Regions from separate parts of the Homo sapiens genome. Here region 1 is linked to region 2. A link is an interaction called in ENCODE POLR2A ChIA-PET data of the cell type or tissue named here. Cell type or tissue: B cell. All regions are shown on one strand.

Region 1 (2,500 bases), 200 kb before region 2:
CCAATACTATCTATCTGGAGATAGCATCACATCCCAAAGATCAAGGACAATGTTCCACAAGACTGTCCCTCATCTTAGATGCCAGTCACAAGCCAGGGCCTCTAGAACTTCTGGACCAACTTAAACACTGGGGTTCCGAAAACCCCTTCCTTGAGTTTAATTAGTGTGATATTTAATATTGAGTGTCAACGTGATTGAAGGATGCAAAATACTGTCCCTGGGTGTGTCTGTGAGGGTGTTGCCAAAGGAGATTAACATTTGAGTCAGTGGACTGGGGGAGGCAGACCCACCCTCAGTTTGGGTGGGCACCATCTAATCAGCTGCCAGCGTGGCTAGAATAAAGCAGGCAGAAGAAAATGCAAGGAGCTGACTTGTTGAGTCTTCCCGTCTTCATCTTTCTCCTGTGCTGGATGCTTCCTGCCCTCAAACATCAGACTTCAAATTCTTCAGCTTTGGGATTCTTGGACGTACACCAGTGATTTGCCAGGGTCTCTCGGGCCTTTGGCCACAGACCGAAGGCTACACTGTCGGCTTCCCTAACTTTTGAGGTTTTGGGATTTAGACTGATCCACCACTGGCTTCCTTGCTCCTCAACTTACAGACTATCGTGGGACTTTACCTTGTGATTCTGTGAGTCAATTCTAATAAACTCCCTTTCATATATACAGATATCCTACTAGTCTTTCCCTCTAGAGAACCCTGACTAGTACGATTTGCTAGAACAGCTCAGAAAACTCAGAGAAACATATTAGTTTAATTTACCCCCCTTTTTTTTTTCTGAGACGGGGTCTTGCCTTGTTGCCCAGACTGGTCTTGAACTCCTGGGCTCAAGCGATCCTCCCACCTCAGCCTCTCAAGTAGCTGGGACTACAGGCTCATGCCACTGTGCCCAATTTTGTTTACCCACTTATTACAAAGAATATTACAAAAGATACAGGTGAACAGCCAGATGGAAGAGATGTATGACTCTAGGTGTGACACCTTTCAGGAACCTCCACACGTTCAGCTCCCCAGAAGCTCCCGGACCCAGGCCTTTCAAGTTGAATGGAGTCATCATTATGTAGTCATGACTGATTACATTATTGCCCATTGTTTATCAACTTAACCTTCAGTCCATCTCCCCACTCTGGAGGTCCAAAGGAATGGAGCTGAAAGTTCCAATCCTATAATCACATGGTTATTTCCTTTGCTACCTGCCCCCCCATCCTGAGGCTATCCAGCAGGCCCAAGCCATCAGTCAACTCATTAGCATACAAAATGTCACTTATCACTTTTAAGACTCAAAAAATTTTAGGGGTTATATGACAAGAAACGGGAAGAAGATTGCTATGGTATGAAGACAGTAGGGACACCTTTTATTAGCGGCCTGTGGACCCCAAGCATGGAAATAAAGAAAAATCCTGAGTTTAAAGGAAATTCTAGGCACCTAGTGAAGCCATGAGAAGCAAATAAGTAACTTGTTAAACAAGAAGGTAATAGATCTAAAACAATAGCTCAGGAAGTTAGAGGCCCAGATATGTTTGCTTTCCCCATATAAACTAAGGGTAAGATCTTTTTTTTTTTTGAAAGGGAGTCTTGCTCTTTCACCCAGGCCAGAGTGCAGTGGCGCTATCTCGGCTCACTGCAAGCTCTGCCTCCTGGGTTCACGCCATTCTCCTGCCTCAGCCTCCTGAGTAGCTGGGACTACAGGCGCCCGCCACCGCGCCTGGCTAATTTTTTGTATTTTTAGTAGAGACGGGGTTTCACCGTGTTCGCCAGGATGGTCTCGATCTCCTGACCTCGTGATCTGCCCGCCTCAGCCTCCCAAAGTGCTGGGATTACAGGCGTGAGCCACCACGCCCGGCAGGATAACATCTTAACATACATCCCGGAGTTGTCTTTCAGAGGCTTGGAACCCCACTGAGGACCCCCGCTGAACAGATCCATTCACTGGCACAGACTCCTAGATAAGGAAGAAGTGAAGACTAAACTTGACCTTTGTTCTGTTTCTTCCTTGGGGGATTAGAGAAAGTCACTCCCTGTAACCAGTTATTTTTCTACTGACCCCTGTCAGGCCTCTGAGCCCAAGCCTGCACGAATACATCCAGATGGCCTGAAGCAAGTGAAGAATCACAAAAGAAGTGAAAATAGCTGGTTCCTGCCTTAACTGACATTACCTTGTGAAATTCCTTTTCTTGGCTCAGAAGCTCCTCCACTGAGCACCTTATGACCCCCACTCCTGCCCGCGAGAAAACAACCCCCTTTGACTGTAATTTTCCACTACCTACCCAAATCCTATAAAACAGCCCCACCCCTATCTCCCTTCACTGACTCTTTCTGGACTCAGCCTGCCTGCACCCAGGTGAAATAAACAGCTTTACTGCTCACACAAAGCCTGTTTGGTGGTCTCTTCACACGGACACGCGTGACAACCCGATTTTTCTTTTTTTTAATCTTATGACCTCATTTTTCTCAGAGATGAAGTCTTGTTATGTTGCCTAGGCTGGTCTTGAAATCCTGG
Region 2 (2,500 bases):
AGGTAGGCTAGGCTAGGCTGTGATGCTCAGTAGGTAAAGTATGTTCAATGGATTTTCTTTTTTAAAAAAAATTTAAAAATTTTTATTTTTTGAAAACAGATGGAATCTCGCTATCTTGACCAGGGTGTTCTCGAACTGCTGGCCTCAAGCGATCTCCCATCTCAACCTCTCAAAGTGCTGGGATTATAGGCATGAGTCACCACGCCCAGCTCTCTTTTTCTTTTTCTTTTTTTAATATCTTTTACTTTTTTCTTTTGAGACAGTCTCCCTCTCTCAACCAGGCTGGAGTGCAGTGATGCGATCTTGGCTTACTGCAACTTCCACCTCCCAGGTTCAAGCTATTCTCGTGCTTCAGCTTTCTGGGTAGCTGGGATTACAGGCGCGCGCCACCAGCCCGGCTAATTTTTTTTTTTTTTTTTTTCGAGACGGAGTCTTGCTCTGTCGCCCAGCCTGGAGTGCAGTAGCACGATCTCGGCTCACTGCAAGCTCCGCCTCCCGGGTTCACACCATTCTCCTGCCTCAGCCTCCCGAGTAGCTGGGACTACAGGCGCCCACCACCACGCCCGGCTAATTTTTTGTATTTTTAGTAGAGATGGGGTTTCACCGTGTTAGCCAGGATGGTCTCGATCTCCTGACCTCGGGATCCACCCGCCTCGGCCTCCCAAAGTGCTGGGATTACAGGAGTGAGCCACCACGCCCAGACTAATTTTTCTATTTTTAAGTAGAGACAGGGTTTTGCTATGTTGGCCAGGATGGTCTCAAACTCCTGGCCTCAAGTGATGTGGGGTTACAGAAGGAGTTATGGGGTGCCCGCCTTGGCCTCCCAAAGTGCTGGGATTACAGGCGCGAGCCACCGCACCCGGTCTTTTTCTTTTGTTTGAGTCAGGGTCTCACCCTGTCACCCAGGCTGGAATGCAGTGATGCAGCCACAGCTCACTACAACCTCGAAATCCTGGGCTCAAGTGATCCTCCCGGCTCAGCCTCCCAAAGCGCTGGGATACCAGGCCTGGCCTTTATGCATTTTAGGATATTTTCAATTTACCACGAGTTTTGTTACATGGTTAGGTAGCCCCAAGGAAATCAAGCAGCATGGTGAAGCGGCGGGCATCAAAGAATTTAGAGGAGCGGTACTTAAGGGAAGGGAAAGGCTGGGCTTACTAACCCAGACAGAAGAGCAGCGTGGGTGGAGGGAAGAGGCCCGGAGAGCGTGGCCTACGTACAAATAAGGGAGGGGATCAGGGGTGGGCGGAGGGCTGGCCAACGGTGAGAGACTTGCTGCCAGGGGCGGGGCCCCGGCCCTAACCCCGCCCCCGCCGCACCTGCCGCCGCTGCGCCTCCAGCTGGGCGCGCAGGGAGCCCGCTCGGCGTAGCTCATCCTCCAGTTGTCGCGTGCGCTCGGCGTGGCCGGCGTTGCGTTCCTCCAGCTGCCGCACCTGCCGCCGCAGCTCCCTCAGCTCGCCCAAGCGGCGCCGGCAACTGGTCAGCGTGGCCTCCAGCTGCCCAGCACGCTCCGAAGACTGCCTAGGGGAGTGGGAGGGAAGGGGGAGGGCTGAGAGCTCTGATCAGGGGTCAGCTGGGATGTGGAGTGGCCCTTGGAGCACAGGGTGTTGTTCAGCCTGAGGCTTTTGGGTTCAAGGTGAAGGGGTCATGAAAGTTGAGGGTTAGGGGTCAATCAGGGCCTGGAGCTGTTGAGAGTCATTACAGCAATGGTTAGCCCAGGGTTATAATCAGGTATCCCCTGGGGTGGAATTGTGGGGACACAGAGGGTGGGGTTATAGGGGGAGTGATGGGGAGCCTAGAGAGGTCTGAGCATCTGCCAAGGATACCTTGGAGTCATTGGGGGAGGTATGGGACAAGAGGACTGCGGGGTCCTTAGAAGTGCAATTGGGGGGTGCACTAGTACCTTCGCATTACAGAGATGCTATAGGGGCCCAGTGGAGCCCTTTGTGGTTACAGAAGGCACAGTAGAGTCAAAAGGGGGTGCAAAGTAATTGCATTGTGGAGTCCTAGAAGGTACCATGGGATCCAGGGGCATTATGAAGCCCAAACTGTGCAGTGGGATCTGCAGAGCATTGTAGGGGAGGTTCTTGTGTTTTGGGGGGCCACAGGGATGCTATGGGGTCTTGGAAGCATACTGTGGGATAAGGGGGGGGCAGTGTGGGGTCCAGGGGATATGGTGGAATTCAGGATAGTGCAATGTGGCCTTGGGCGTTCTGTAGGGCTCAGGGTGGCACTGTGGAGTCCAGGGGGCATATTGGGGGTTCACTGGGCACATGAAAATTACAGAGCTGCTATGGCATCAGAGGGGAACTCTGGAAACAGGTTTACCCCCCGCCCCCCGTGATGGGGACCCAGGAACCCACCACTCACCGTAGTTCATCCATCTCATCCTTCAGGGCCTGTGCCTCCTGGGCCAGGCTAGTCAGCGCCTGGTTCCGGTGCTGCAGCTCCGCAACCTCCCTCTCCAGCTCGGCACAGCGCAGGCGCTCATCCTCCCTGC

The links. ChIA-PET counts read pairs that join two places held together with the same protein. Peaks named below come from ENCODE experiments on the same cell type or tissue, not always from the same donor. Only the 100,000 strongest peaks of a DNase experiment are listed, where the experiment ranks them.
Region 1: POLR2A ChIA-PET joins it to region 2 with 6 read pairs; 2 of 35 experiments call an interaction of 5 or more read pairs at or near these places.

What each region holds. Positions count from the first base shown.
Region 1 is chr19:12,569,687-12,572,186 of GRCh38, forward strand. No RefSeq gene overlaps it. Among named protein-coding and RNA genes, the nearest start is that of LINC02926, 19 kb to the left of the region's middle. In B cell, no CTCF peak of the experiment used is centred here; no DNase peak of the experiment used is centred here; H3K27ac peaks cover 801 bases.
Region 2 is chr19:12,768,562-12,771,061 of GRCh38, forward strand. HOOK2 (hook microtubule tethering protein 2) reads right to left here. Exons shown (of 23, transcript NM_013312.3): 10 at 2,371-2,500; 11 at 1,320-1,521. Among named protein-coding and RNA genes, the nearest start is that of HOOK2, 5.7 kb to the right of the region's middle. RefSeq lists a silencer at 1,193-1,422 and an enhancer at 2,381-2,500. In B cell, no CTCF peak of the experiment used is centred here; a DNase peak (open chromatin) is centred at 1,220.